Regions from separate parts of the Homo sapiens genome. Here regions 2 and 3 are each linked to region 1. The links are chromatin contacts, found by Hi-C in ENCODE. All regions are on one chromosome and are shown on one strand. The core of a region is the stretch at or near the end of the contact, and the rest is flanking DNA. Distances in the headings are between cores, read along the strand shown. Region 1 holds the start of SNX20 (sorting nexin 20). Region 2 overlaps CHD9 (chromodomain helicase DNA binding protein 9). Region 3 holds the start of CHD9 (chromodomain helicase DNA binding protein 9).

Evidence for each region. Hi-C counts contacts between places; a loop is a spot of excess contacts on that map. Pooled maps may share reads with other maps.
Region 2: a map with no recorded cell type shows a loop between it and region 1 (5-fold over the local background). The contact joins the enhancer-like site here to the promoter of SNX20 in region 1. A Hi-C loop is called at or near these places in 4 of 37 single-sample maps with no recorded cell type and 3 of 50 pooled maps.
Region 3: a pooled map shows a loop between it and region 1 (6-fold over the local background). The contact joins the promoter of CHD9 here to the promoter of SNX20 in region 1. A Hi-C loop is called at or near these places in 3 of 37 single-sample maps with no recorded cell type and 3 of 50 pooled maps.

What each region holds. Positions count from the first base shown.
Region 1 is chr16:50,678,367-50,683,359 of GRCh38, forward strand. It overlaps SNX20 (sorting nexin 20), which reads right to left and starts at 2,946. Exons shown (of 4, transcript NM_182854.4): 1 at 2,824-2,946.
Region 2 is chr16:53,096,984-53,101,976 of GRCh38, forward strand. The region is part of intron 1 of CHD9 (chromodomain helicase DNA binding protein 9); the gene reads left to right. Among named protein-coding and RNA genes, the nearest start is that of CHD9, 44 kb to the left of the region's middle. RefSeq lists enhancers at 1,887-2,016, 1,975-3,174, 2,077-2,126, 2,217-2,296, 3,247-3,346 and a silencer at 2,837-2,946. Within about 2 kb of position 2,513, at least 40 of the 41 ENCODE cell types and tissues checked have a DNase peak (open chromatin) inside an H3K27ac peak, as active enhancers do.
Region 3 is chr16:53,052,756-53,057,748 of GRCh38, forward strand. CHD9 (chromodomain helicase DNA binding protein 9) reads left to right here and starts at 2,236. Exons shown (of 39, transcript NM_001308319.2): 1 at 2,236-2,322. CHD9NB (CHD9 neighbor) reads right to left here and starts at 142. Exons shown (of 3, transcript NM_001396020.1): 1 at 6-142. RefSeq lists enhancers at 2,530-3,061, 2,574-2,623.

The sequences.
Region 1 (4,993 bases), core at 1,696-4,195:
CACAAAAGTCTATCATTACCACCACATAACAGATGAGAAAACTGAGGTCTAAAGTCACGCAGCTGGTGAGTGTGCGCAACAAGCAAAGCTGAATTTGTCTCCAGTGCTTGTGACGTGCTGGCTGTGCACTTCACACCCAGCACACACTCTTGCACTAACCTGAACACTGTCTGCACTCAGGACTGTTTACATCTCCCTTTTATGATAAGGGAACTGAGACTTAGAGTTGCCAAAGATGAGGAGCTGGTGAGTGGTGGGCAGGATACAGACCCAGGCTGGGCTGACTTCAGAATTCTCTCCACCTTACTCAGGGAGGGAGAACAGGCAGCTGGGATCTGGTTTACATAATAACTCTGTCTGTGACCCGGATAAGTGGAAGGGATGACCTGGTAGCTGGCAAGTGACTCAACTTCTCTGTGCTTCTGTTTCCTATAAATTGGGGATAATAACAGAACCCACGTTCACAAGGCTGGGGTGAGGATTCAGTCAGGCAGACTCTGAAGCCTCAGCTCAGGGCCCTGTCCATCCCAGGGACTGTGTAGTACCCCCGCTTTTAGTGTCTGTTAAGTGCTAGATGTTTCCAGAAATATTTGTGAAATAAATGACTAAATTAAGGTGGATTGGAATAGAATTACAAATGTTTGAGACAACTTAGAGAAAGGGACAATTAAAACATTAGATCGGCTGGAGGGAGTAGCTGGTATACTGACTGGTTAGGCATGGAAATTCAAGACAAGGAAGGTGCAAATGACCTGAGGAAGCTGCCAGTGGAACATAGAGGTAGAGCTGGGACTTGAACTCTGATCTGTTGGATTCTGGGCTCTTGGTCTGAACCCCTGGGCTGACTACGGCCTAGAGAAAGATAGAGCCAGTGCCTCCCTGGCACCCCCTGAGCACAGATGGGGGCGGGAGTCATGCATGTCCCTGAGCACAGCCAGCGCCTGTCCCTTGCTCCAGGGGTGAGAGCCGCTGGCCTGGGAGAGGGGAGGTCAGCTGGGGCCTGGAGCCTGCACTTCAGGGGGAAGTGCTTGCTGTGTCGGGTGAAAGGAACCCTGGGGCCTTCTCCGTTTGGCTCTGCACAGCCATCCAGTGGGCGGCCCTCAGGGACCCTCGATCCAACCTCACCTTTTACAGATGGGCAAACAGAGGCACGGAGCAGGGGCCTGGCTGGCCCAGGGCTGCACGTTCTTGAGCATGCCGTCACGGGCACCTCTCGCTTGTCTCTTGTGCCTGTCAGGGAGTCAGGAGACATCGCCTTCCATCCTGACCAACCGTGTGTCCTTAAGCAAGTGCTTTAATATCTCTAGGCTTCAGTTTCCCTACCTGATAAATGTGGCTACAAGCCCCGTCCTGTTGATAAGATGATGGATGACTAGGGGTGGGTTCCCTACATTCTGACTGGTGCCTAAGTGAGACAGTGGATGGTTTACGTGATTCTTGGTGGCTGGGATTCTTGGGGGCCCAGGGCACTCCTATGCTCAGCACTTCTGTAAAATGGGTGATGGCGAGTGGCCTTGGCCTCAGGGGCCCCAGCCTTTGCAGATCTGCTTTCATGACCAGGCAGCTGGCTCCAGGTCAGAAGCAGGGCACTATTGGCCCAGAGACCCTGTAAGACCCTAGAAATGATGCCTCGGCTTGACACTCCAGTAAAGACTGAGAAAGCTGATTATAAAACCAGGCCTTAGAATAAAATCAAATTCAGCAGCCACAGTCAGCTCCCTTATGGTTGTCTCTTACAGGTTTCATTGGGAGTCACCCATTTAAAGAGGAGGGGGAAGGAAAGAGTTGTGCACTGGTGTATCCATGGGGCCTTGGGTAGCTTCCCATCCCTCTCCAGGCCTCAGTTTCCTCATCTGTGAAATGGGAAAGCAATCCTGTCACTCTAAAAGCTCTCTGGGGATAGCCACATAGACGGTTCCATGGCCCTTTCCTTCCCTCTCCTCACCCTCTGTAGCAAAGATTTCTTGACTTTATAACAAAATACTAAAAGTGTTGTTGCTGTTGGCCTGGGGGCCTGTAGTTGGCCCAGGGGACAGAGCAGCTTCCCAGCCTCCTCTGCCTTCCAGCCGTGTGTGCACAGACAGTCATTCTCCTCCTCCTGTCCCCAGGTGTCCTAACCACCCCCTCTCCAAGAGCTGACTGCCAAGTCCAGTCCTTCTTCTGCTGGGCACACAGAGGCCACACTATCTTTCTGAGGGCCTGCGGAGGACTTTTCATGGGGGATGAGCCTCTAGGGGGTGAAATAAAGCACATGGCCCACGCTGGGAGACAGAGATCCCAGGATGTTGGATGTGTGGCTGCCTCTCTTGGGGAAAGGGTGGGTACCCTCCAACAACTGGACGCTCACCTGAGAAGCCTTGCCAAAGCCAGGGGCTCCCAACCCAGTGTGTGTAAGAATCCCCTGGTGGGGTGGGGGTGGGATCCCAGGGGCTTGTCCAAGAGCAGGTTTCCTGGCTGCTAACATAGGAAGGTGCCATTGAACAGGCCTGGATTCTGCATTTTCCATGAGTCCTCTAAGGCTGTGCTGAGGCAGGGGTTCCCTGACACTGTTCTTTTGAGAAACACAGGTGTGGTGACTTATTCTCCAGGCCCAAGATGGGTTGTACAAGCGCCTAGCATTTCAAAAGGAATGGAGGTGATGGAAGGTCCAGGAGCTGTCCCTTCCTCTGCCTCAGTGTGCTAAGGAGAGCTCCAGACACAGTGGCTGTCACTAACTCTTCCCCCTCCCACCCTGCCCCCAGCAGGTGCCAGGCAGGGCCCCAGGAGAAGGGGACTCAGGCCACAGCAGGCAGAGGACAGCTGAGCTTGGGATCAAATACTGACCTCCAGTCTCCAGGGCTGTGTGTGTCCAGGGGTCCGGGAGGAGTGTCATATGGCCCCTTCGAGCTCTTGGTTCTCAGCTCCGGCGACAAGCCGAGGGGCTGCCACTTTCTAAGTTCCCCGTTTGAAAACAGGAAACAGGCTGTGTGACCTGCTTCTGATCGCCCCAGCCCATTGGCTGGTGAAACATGGTATATTGAACTCAACTGCCAGCCTGCCAGCTGTACCCACCTCTTCTTCCGGGTAGCGCAGGGAAGGGCAAGGCGGTGTGGGGCCAGCCCTGTGGGATTTAGCTCAGCCTCACTTTCCCTGCCGCCTTGCAGAGGTCTGGCTGTCCTTCGAGTCCCCGTTGATCTCTGGAATTCAGGCATTAGCTCCCAGAGCCCTTTAACATTCATTATTCTACTCTATGAGCTAGGCATGATGGGGGCCGTCATGCCCCTTGAACAGATGGGAAAACCGAGGCTTGGATCACAGAGCTGGTGGGACACAGAGCCAGTGACTGACATAGAAGAGCAGTGGGGTAGAATTACAGTTCCATCTGGTGCCTTTTCTCTGAGCAAAGCTGTATCCATCACCACCAACAGAAAGTCCCAGGGAAGCGAAACCCCAGGGCAGTGTGGTGTGATTCATGCCCACCCATCTTTGTGGCCTTGAAGGCAAGAAACAGAAATCAGACAAAAAAAAAAAAAATAGAACTTTGCTGGCTCGCCCAGAAGTTTGCCATGTGTTTTTTTTTGAGCCATGATTCCCTTCCTCCCTATTAGAGGCAGTCACAGTCCTGATTCAGATGGGGGTTACTTCTTGGCTTTTCCTTAGAAATTTACCACCTATGAGATCCCCAAACAATTCAGTTTCATTTTACTCATCTGTGAATCTTATATAAATTGAACCATGCATACTGTGTGTATTCTCCAGTGCCTTGCTTCTTTCATGCAACATTTATGGGTATAAGATTCACTGATGCATTTCTGTGTAGATACTTTTTTTCATTTCCATTGTTGTGTTGCTACATTATTATTATTATTTATTTTACTTTAAGTTCTGGGATACCAGTGTAGAACCTGCAGGTTTGTTACATAGGTATATATGTGCCGTGGTGGTTTGCTGTACCTATCAACCCATCATCTAGGTTTTAAGCCCTGCATGCATTAGGTATTTGTCTTAATGCTCTCCTTCCCCCTGGCCCCCACCCCTGACAGGCCCCAGCGTGTGATGTTCCCCTCCCTGTGTCCATGTGTTCTCACTGTTCAACTCCCACTTATGAGTGAGAACATGCTGTGTTTGGTTTTCTGTTGCTTCATTATTTAAATACATCACCATTTGTCATTTTTTGTTTTGTCTTTTGATGCACACTTGGGTTGTTCCTAGGGTGGCCATCATGATCAATGCCACTGATGATATTCTTACACATTTATCCAAGTCCATGTACTTATCTGAGGTGAAATTGCTGGGTCTCAGAGTATAGATAGCTTCAACTGTGCTAGATTACGCCAAATATTTTCCACAGTGGCTGTGCCATTTTGTATTCCCACCAGCAGTATATGAGAATTCCAGGTGCTCCACCTTCTTACCTGCACTTGATATGGTCATTATTATAATTATTTTAAAGATGGGGTCTTGCTCTATCACCCAGGCTGGAGTGCAATGGTACCATCATAGCTGACTGCAACCTAGAACTCCTGGGCTCAAATGATCCTCCCACCTCAGCCTCCTGAGTGGCTAAGACTACAGTTACGTCACCATGCTTGGCTAATAAATTTTTTTTGTTTCTGGAGGGATAGACCATCATGGCCACTATGTTGCCCAGGCTGGTCTTGAACTCCTGGCCCCAAGCAATCCTCCTGCCTTGGGCTCCCAAAGTACTGAGATTACCAATGTGAGCCACTGTGTCTGGTTTGGTCAGTGTTTTTCAGTGTACCACTGCATTAATGTGCAGTGGTCTCTCATCAAGGTTTTAAGTTGCATTTCCCTAAGGACTAATGATGTTGAGCATCTTTTCATGGGCTTATTTGCCATCCTTATACCTTCTCCAATGAAGTGTCTGTTCAAGGTCATTGCTCATTATTGACTTGATTATTTTTAATGGTTTGTAGGTGTTCTTTATGTATTCATTTGGGTTTATGTGCTTCTCAATATCCTTTTCCATCCTGCAGTTTGCATTTTGTACTCT
Region 2 (4,993 bases), core at 1,263-3,762, 2.4 Mb after region 1:
TCATTAGGGCAGAGCCCTCATGATGCAAGCACCGTTTAAAGACCACATCTCTCAATACTGCCACATTGGGGATTAAAGTTCAACATGAGTTTTAGAGGAGACAAATATTCAACCCACAGCACCTACCCATAACCAGAGATAGGGTCACATGCCATGGTACTTTTACTTTTTATCTCTTATCAAGTATATTTAAATACACTTACATTTTGATTATAAACATGGCTTAAAGAATTTAACTCAATTTATAATTGGTTATAATTTCTCAGCAATCATGCAGACTTGAGAACTCTCGCTGTGAGAGATATCTAACTCACAGATTATTCTGAAATGCCAATTCCTCCTTTATCAACAATTCCTCTAACCTCGCTCTCCCTTCCTTCCTTCCTTCCTTCCTTCCTTCCTTCCTTCCTTCCTTCCTTCCTTCTTTCTCTTTCTTTCACAGTCTTGCTCTGTCACCCAGGCTGGAGTGCCTGGGTGACGATCATAGCTCACTGCAGCCTCAAACTCCTAGGCTCAAGCAATCAGCCCCCATCAGCCTCCCAAAGCACTGGGATTACAGGCATGAGCCACCGTACCTGGTCTGTTGTGTCTATTATTGACCCACAAGGGCAGAGATATTTGTATGCTTAGTTTTGTCTGTATCTTTAGTGAATTTAGCACTTAATGTGTCCCTAGTACCTGTAACTGTGTGTGGCACAGAGAGGTAACTCAACAAATATTTATTGAATGAAGAAATAAATGCATGCTTGCAGGAATGGATGAATAAGTGAATGAATCAATGAATACTAAATTGAATAGTTAATGAAAATTGACGATATTATTTTGATTTTGTGGTTTTTAAAAATTTTGGAACCAGGCTGGGTGCGGTGGCTCACACTGTAATCCCAGCACTTTGGGAGGCCGAGATGGGTGGATGACCTTAGGTCAGGAGTTCGAGCCCAGCCTGGCCAAAATGGTGAAACCCTGTCTCTACTAAAAATACAAAAATTAGCCAGGTGTGGTGGCAGGTGCCTGTAATCCCAGCTACTCAGGAGGTTGAGGCAGGAGAATCACTTGAACCCAGGAGGTGGAGGTTGCAGTGAGCCGAGATCGTGCCATTGCACTCCAGCCTGGGGGACAAGAGCGAGACTTCGTCTCAAAAAAAAAATTGGAACCAACTGTTTTTTCAGGTTTCAGACATTTCTGTAAACCAGTAGAAAAGCTGGGAGGCAGACAGGCGTGGTGGCTTACGCCTGTAATCCCAGCACTTTGGGAGGCCGAGGCGGGTGGATCACCTGAGGTCAGGAGTTCAAGACCAGCCTGGCCAACATGGTGAAACCTCGTCTCTACTAAAAATACAAAAATAAGCTGGGCATGGTGTTGGGCATCTGTAATCCCAGCTATTTGGGAGGCTGAGGCAGGAGAATTGCTTGAACCCAGGAGGTGGAGGTTGCAGTGAGCTGATATGGCTCTGCCCCACTCCAGCCTGGGCAACAGAGTGAGACTCCGTCTCAAAAAAAAAAAAAAAAAGAAAGAAAGAAAAGCTGGGAGGCCTGAGATTTTGTGTCTATTATACCTAAGGGATGAAAGAGTCCTGACCTGGAGACCCGAAACAATGTTTGGCTGCTTTTTTCTTTGTCTCTTGTAAACCAACATCAGCAATGAGCAGGCCACCTCAAGTGTGACTCAATCAACGCGAGGCAGGAGGCATGCAAAACAAAACAGAAAACTCCTGGCAGCCTTAATATAGCGATTTTTCTAGCAATCTACATGACTATCCAGGCCCAATGCACCCCATTACATATGCAAAACATCTGACGTTTGTGTAACAAGCCCTTAACCCCTGGCTGTTATTCTTATTTCCAAACTGGGGTGCATCATTAGATAAATGCAGAAATCAAGAACCGTCGCTCCTAGTCAAGCGTCTGTGGCTCAGTTCTCAGAGCCAGGCCAAAGGAGTAATTATAGCTTTCCTCTATAGTGTACGGGGCAGGAGGCTGATTTAATAAAGGAAGCCTACTGTCTGTCTCCAGCCTGGCTCTGACTCATGGAACGAGGGAGTCCCAGAGCACTACCCACAGAGGGTGGGTGGTGAGCAGCTGAGGGTGGGAGGTGAGGGTGGCCGCTAGCAAGGCCTGGGCCCAGAGCCCTGAGAATGAGGAAACTCCCTGCTTGGCCAGGAGGAACCTGCAGCTGGAGCCAGAGGAAGTGAGGCTCAGACAGAGCAGCTGCTGTTCCAGCAACAGCAGCAACTGCCGCACCCTTGAAAGGAGGCCCCTGCCGTGTGGACCCGTAAAATAAAATGGGTTAGTAATTTTCATATTCAGAATTGATTGGGGGAAACGATCGAATTGCTTCTAATGGGGATGGCCACCTTTGTGTGCTGTACCAGGGTCTTTGGTTTCTTTTAGGGGCCTGGGTCGATGGAGTCTGGAGTGATGAGCGTTCGGTTAATTTGGTTTCTCACTTTGGCAGCTAATTAGGTCTTCACGACCACAGAGAGAGTTCTGAGCTGGGAGTGGTTTCAGCTACACCGAGGGGGACGGCCCGCTCTGGAATGGATTTGTGTTCCACCTTAGATAGGTCACCAGAGGTCATCTTATCCTTCCTTCTGCCTCCAGCTGCTTTCTCCTTCCTCCCCTGACAATCAGCCAGACAGAGGCAACCTGACCTCTTCCTCCTCCGGACTCCTCCGGGCGGGAGATTCGGCTCCACCCCTTCCCTTCCCGCTGAGTCACACACCTCCCAGTCAGGTGATCCTCCCCTGGGCCCTTCCGAGAGCACCTTGACCTATATTCCGTTCTCTCCATGACAGCAGACTCTAAGAGTCCCGGGAGAGAGCCCGCCAGGCCAGCTGGCGTGGTGCCCTGGCAGCCCCAGACTGCAGACCAGGCGCCCCGGGCAGCGGGAGGGGGTGCTCCCACCCCAGAGGCCTGGAAATGGAAAGTTAGGAGGCTGGTGGCTGTGTGCAGGGCGGGGGAGGAGGAGGTGGGGAGTTGAGTCAGCTGGGAAAGCTGACAGCCACTGGCGGCCGCGTGCTTCCTCCCCTCCCTCTCTGGGCTCCTCAGCTCCCTGCCAGGCCCTGACCAAGCAGGCTGCAGGGGATGAAGCGGTGAAGGGCAGATGCCATTGTGGCTGGGTGATACTGCAGCCCACGGGGAGAGGTGAGGAATTGTGCAAATAATGGGATAAACCTACATGACTCACCCGGAGAATGTGAGCCGAAGAAAACTTCTCCTGCCACAAGGACCGAATTCCCATTCCCAAATTATCCACAAAATGGCCCCTACTTATTTTGTCTATGGGTTCTTTGTGCAGTTGCTGCCTGTACAGTCTTTGTGTCCTCTGAATGTGAGGAGAATAGGGCTGCTATGGGAAAGGAAATTAAAAGAGAAGTGATCCTTGGGTATCACACCTGTAAAAAGCGATATTAACTGAAAATCACTGTTCCTTTTGAATTAGAAAGCACTCTGAATTTAGACTCATTCGTCTTTTTTTTTTTTTTTTTCCAAAAGACAGGGTCTTGCTCTGTTGCCCAGGCTGCTGGAGTAAAGTGGCTGATCATAGCTCAGTGAAGCCTGGGACTCCTGAGCTCAAGTGATCCTCCCGCCTCAGCCTCCCAAGTAGTTGGGACTACAGGCATGCACAACCATGCCCGACTAATTTTTTAATTTTTTTGTAGGGATGGAGTCTCACCATGTTGTCCAGGCTGGTCTTGAACTCCTGGGCTCAAGCAATCCACCCACCTTGGCCTTGGCCTTTCGAAGTGCTGGGATTACAGGCGTGAGCTGCCACCCCCAGCTTGAGTAGAATCTACCTTCACAAACACTTAGAAGCTCTATGACATTGGCAAGTCACTATAGGCCTCTGTCTCCAATCTGTAATATGGGGATTTTTAATAAAACCATCCTACTACTACATCAGATGGTGTGAACATGAAATCAGATGATGTGCATAAAACATGTTATTATATATAATTATGTGTAACTATATAATATTTTCTCTAGATGGCTATGTCACTGCCCTGTACCATCTGAAAGGGTTGTTTTACTTGTTCACTGTGCTCATGATAGAAGAGCCTGCCTCTGGGTGTGTTCACAAGTGTAAATAGAAAGCTGTAGCCTCTGGCTACATTAGGATTTACTGCATCTAACAAGCAGCCCCACATAGCTTGTTTACACATTACCGACAGATTAGGTGTACATCATCTTATTCCTTTATATCAAGAAAAGCAAGTTTATCATAAGATGGATAAAAACCTGCTGACTGGAATAAATCTTTTTTACTCCAATCTCACATTTTTTCCTTTTCTTTTTTTTTTTTTTTTTTTGAGACAGGGTCTCACTCTTTTACCCAAGCTGGAGTGCATCGGTGCAATCACAGCTCACTGCAGCCTCAAATTCCCATACTCAAGTGGTCCTCCTGCCTCAGCCTCCTGAGTAGCTGGGACCACAGGCATGTGCCACCACACTCAACTAATTTTTAAATTTTTTGTACAGATGAGATATCACTAAATTGCCCAGGCCGACAATTTTTTAATCAGGATGTAAACTTATGAAGTTACTGCCTGGTGTACAGTGGGTGCTAGATGGTAGGGTAGGTGCAAGTTAGATAAATGGAAGGAAAGAAGAAAGGAAGAAGGAAAGAAATTAGGCAACTATAGGAGCAAAGCTGGATTTACCAGGAAACCTCAGGGCTCTTCATTTGCAGGTGTCCCTTACAAGGCCTTGTACCTAATTTTTAATTCATAATAATGTATTCCTTTTCTAAGGAGAGTACCCTAGTATTGTATACACTTTAGGCCACACCATACTTGGATTTGAGCCTTTACAAGAGGTCTGTGAGAGACCCAACCCTTGTTCTTGTTTAAGATTTTTAAGCACAAGTGAAAATCAAGTGGTGTCAGGGAGTTGGGCATTTCCATGTCGTCTCCATCATGAACTCCACATCTGAAATTTGTAGAGAGATCATATGTAGGCCAGGTAAGGACAACAGTGTAAGGAATGGGTCGTAG
Region 3 (4,993 bases), core at 986-3,485, 2.4 Mb after region 1:
CTTACCATGGGCAGTCAGCACTCCTCTGACTGATTCACCTTCACCAGGGCACCAGCCTGCAGTGAAGTAGCTGGGGCTGGTTCCTTTTAGTGACACCCACCACCCCTTGCCCTTCCAGGTATTGTCCACAGATGACACCTCCTCCTCCTCCTCCTGCTCCTCCTCCTGCTCTGCCTCCTCCTCCTCCCCCTGCTCCTGCTTCTCCTCCTCTTCCTCCTGCTCCTTCTCCTCCTCCTCCTGCTCCTCCTCCTGCTCTTCCTCCTCCTCCTGCTCTTCCTCCTCCTCCTCCTGCTTCTCCTCCTCTTCTTCCTCCTGCTCTTTCTCCTCCTCTTCCTGCTCCTCCTCTCCTTCTGCTCCTCCTGCTTCTCCTCCTCCTGCTCCTCCTCCTCCACCTGCTCCTCCTCCTTCTCCTCCTCCTGCTCCTCCTCCTTCTGCTCCTTCTTCTCCTGCTCCTCTTCCTCCTGCTCCTGCTTCTCCTCCTTTCTCCTGCTCCTCCTCCTCCTGCTCCTCCTCCTGCTCCTCATCCTCCTTCTCCTCCTGCTCCTCCTTGTCCTCCTCTGCCCTTGATATTCACTTTGACCAGATTACACCAGTACAGAGAGTCCAAAGGTTAAATAGGCACACACTCACACACAAACTCACACTGGGCTAGAACAATGACAGAGCGTCCTGGGGGAGCAGAGTGGGGGCCGGGGGGAGGGGGAAAGGAGGATTGCAGGCCTAACTTTCACAAATCACCTGAAATTTCCACTGAAGGCATTATCTCCAAATGTTGCCACAGAGATAAACTGCCAGGATTACAAGAAAACGTGAAGACGTTCCCATAGAACTCTGTAATGCTTATATCCATCACCAGGAATGTCTGCCCTTGGCGCCCTAAACATAGATTGATTGATTGATTGATTGATTGATTTTGAGGCAGAGTCTCACTCTGTCACCCAGGCTGGAGTGCAGTGGTGCGATCTCAGCTCACTGCAACCTCCTCCTTCCGGGTTCAAGGGATTCTCCCACCTCAGCCTTGGAGTAGTTGGGATTACAGGCTCCTGCCACCACGCCCGGCTAATTTTTGTATTTTTTGTAGAGACTGGGTTTTGCCATGTTGGCTAGGCTGGTCTCAAACTCCTGACCTCAAGCGATCCTCTTGCCTCAGCCTTCCAAAGTGCTGGGATTACAGGCGTGAGCTACGGTGCCTGGCCCTAAATATAGATATTTTTAATAAATCCTCTACTTATCTCACAACGAGCTCAATCGCTTTGCATTAGATCGTTGGGTGTGTTAAAAGTATTCATGTGTTACATTAAATGTGAATTCAACAAAAGCAGAGATTTTTGTGTTTTGTTCTTCATTGTATCCCTTGATTGTAGAAAAGTGGCACATAGTAGGTGCTCAGTTAATCGTTGTTAAATGAAGACATAAATGAAATATAAACCATTAAATGTCCACCATATTTGTAAGCGTTTTGGCATGTCTTCATTGAAAGAATACCAGGCAGCTGGGAGCCATAGTTTACTCCGGTAATCCCAGTGCTTTGGGAGGCTGCAGGTGAGAGGATCGCTTGAGACCAGGAGTTCAAGAGCCACCAGGGCAACATAGAGAGACCTTGTCTCTACAAAAACAAAACAAAACAAAACAAAAAACAAAAAACACAATTCCCTTAAGCCGCCCCTTCCCCTTCCACTGCTCAGAGAAGGCCTTCCAGCAGAGCAGAGCACGAGGTCGCTGGCACACACCCATCCTCCACCAGTCCTGGCCTCTGTAGAGCAAGCCAGCAGAGCAGGCTGTTTCTCTCATTCAGGGACGGTTTAGGGGGTGGCAGGAAAAAATGGTTGCTGATAGGCGAAGGGCCTCCCTGGGTTGGAGAGAACCCCAGCCTCGGATGGTCCCAGCACATTTAAAAGAGAAGCAGTGCCAAAGGTGGGGTGCACTGAAAGCTGCTGGATGAAGGGAAAGATCCTTGTGCTCAGCCCGGAAAACCGGAGGATGGATACCAGGCCGAGGGGTCCCTCCGTGCCCCAAGAGAAAGTTCACCAAGTTTAGATCCCAGTGCCCCGCAGCGGGTGAAGGTGGTCCCGCCCCAGGCCGGATCTGGCCACAGGGCTGGCGGCGCGCTGGAAAACCGCCCACGTGGGAAGAAGCCCTGGCTGCATTTCCGCCCTGGACTGCGCTCCCGCCTGCCAGCGCGGTCCCTGCGCAGCCGCCCCGCGCCCACTAGGTGGCGCCTGCGCTCTAGTGGGCGCTTCACAGGCGCAGCGACAGCGACAGCGACAGCTCGAACCTGAGTCCCAGGATTCCGGGGACTGGAGGGCAGCGCCGGCAGCCAAGGTAGGATTCCTGAGCCCCGGGCGTCTCCCTGGAGCCTCTGAGGTCGGGGTGGACAGCGGGGCGGCCGCTGGGCACCGCTTGCGGTCTGCAGAGATAACCGGAGGAGTCGGGGCGGCAGCACGTGTTGTAGCCGTGGGGGGGACCCAGAGACCCGCAGCCTCGGAGCTGGGCCTAGAGCAAGGCAGAGCACCAGGTCGCTGGCACGCTCGCATCCTCCCCAGCCCTCGCCTCCCAGAGCATGCCCGAATCCCCAAGCCGGGCGTCCTCGAAGCGGAAAGCAGCCACTGTCGCCCAGAGCCACTCCAGGGTGGCAGCCGAGTGCTGATAAGGTCCAGAGCACCACTTCTTAAACTTGTCTGCCCGTTGGCGTTGCTTGGGAAGCATTAAAAAAATACCGATGCCCTAGTTCCACCCCCGCCCCCCCCCAGAGACTCAGATGTGATTGGTCTGGGTGGGGGACTGGACATCTGGGTATTAAAATGTTTGCAAGAGATTCCAGCTGGCAGCCAAATTTGAGGACCCTTGATCTAAGGAGTTGGAGAAAAACGGAGGACATTTGTTTGTTCTAACCCAGAATGCTGATGATTCCCTCCTCCTCCTATTCCTCCAGTTCGCCCTCCTCCTCCTTTCTCATGTGCCTTTTAAGCAGGAAATGCCTCTGCCTTTGTACTGTCAAACCCAAGATAACAAACTAACCATCCCCCACCCCCCACAGTAGGGCTGGTTCTGAAAGGGTTGAACTCGAAAGTGGACAAGGAACAGAAAGACACCAGTGTGGAATGTGAGCGAAGACTCTTAGGGGTTTATGGGTAGGAAGGGGGTTCCTCCCCACCCTGATCCCAGAGAAGATCAGGAGACTGGCTGGAGCTGTCTTCCTCATTTTGGCAAACCTAGCTGATTAGGCAGTGAGAGGCCTTATAACGAGCCTTTTTTACAACTAGTAAAAGGGCCCTTTTACAACTAGTAAAAATGAGCCCTTATGTTTGTTTGTTTTATAGAGATAGGGCCTCACTATATTCCCCAGGATGGTCTCAAACTCCTAGGCTCAAGCCATTCTCCAGCCTCGGCCTCCCAAAGTGCTGGGATTATAGGCATGAGCCGCTGCGCCCCGCTGACCCCTTATGTTTATATAACAGCAGTGTTACTAACATGGGCATAGATTCCCCCCCATAGGCAGCCCTTCCTTTGTGACCTTGGAAACTCACTGAACCATCCTCAGCTTCAGTTTTTGTATCTGCAAAATGGGTGTGAAAATCGGGTTGCCTTGGGAATTATTCACAATAAAAGCTACTGTTTACTAAGGGTTCACCCTATGCTAGAGGCTTTCTGTGCAGGGCCAAGTTAGACTCCTGACCATAACTTCCACGGTAGAACTATGAATACTGCATTTGATAGCCAAGGAAACTGAGGCTCAGAGAGGCCAATGATCTTGCTCGAAGTTATATAATTAATTAATAAGAAGCATGTCCCATATTTGAACCCAGGCAGTCTGCTCTTGAGCTCAGGTGCAAAAGAACAATACTCTGCTGTTTCCCTTGTTGACCAGGACAGCGTGCACGGGGCAGGCGCGTGGTGTGTCTTCACAAACACTAGCTATCACTGCTGTGAGCTGAGCACTTCCACTGAATTGACTCATTCGCTCATTGGAAATACATTTATTATTGAGAGCCTACTGTGGGCCAGGCAGTTTTCCAGATGCTAGAGATAAAATATGAGTAAGACAGAATTCAGCCAGCCCCGAATGAGAGAAACAGGAAGAAAGTGCAGTAGATTCTCATTATTCACAAGTTCTAAATTTGCAAATTCTTCCCTGTAATCCCAGCACTTTGAGAGGCTGAGGCAGGAGGATCGCTTGAGGCTAGGAGTTTCAGATCAGCCTGTGCAACAGAGCAAGGCCCTGTTTGCTTAAAAATTATACACATTGAATAATTCTTAAAAAAAATTTGTTTGTGGCCAGGCATGGTGGCTCATGCATATAATCCCAGTACTTTGGGAAGCTGAGGCAGAAAGATTACTTGAGGCTAGGAGTTCCAGATCAGCCTGGGTAACACAGTAAGACCCTATATCTTTATTTTAAAAATTATATAATTAAAGAATTTTTAAAAAAATATGTTTGTGGCCGGGTGTGGTGGCTCACACCTGTAATCCCAGCACTTTGGGAGACTGAGGTGTGAGGTTAGGAGTTTGAATTTAGGAGTTTGACACCAGCCTAATCACTTGAGCTAAGGAGTTTGAGACCAGCCTGGACAGCATAGAGAGACCTTGGCTCATTTAAAAAAAAAAAGAGGAAAAAAGGCCGGGTGCAGTGGCTCATGCCTGTAATCCCAGCACTTTGGGAGGCCGAGGTGGGTGGATACCTGAGGTCAAGAGTTCGAGACCAGCCTGGCCAACATGGCAAAACCCCGTCTCTACTAAAAATTCAAAAAATTAGCTGGGCGTGGTGGCAAGAGCCCGTAATCCCAGCTGCTTGGGAGGCTGAGGCAGGAGAATTGCTTGAACCTGGGAGGTGGAAGTTGCAGTGAGCCAAGATCACGCCATTGTACTCCAGCCTGGGCAACAACAGCGAAACTCCATCTCAAAAAAAAAAAAGAAAGAAAAAAGAAAAATAATGTCTGCGTAACTTCCAAATCAATATCCATGACACTTTCACAGTCATATATGGATGCACGTA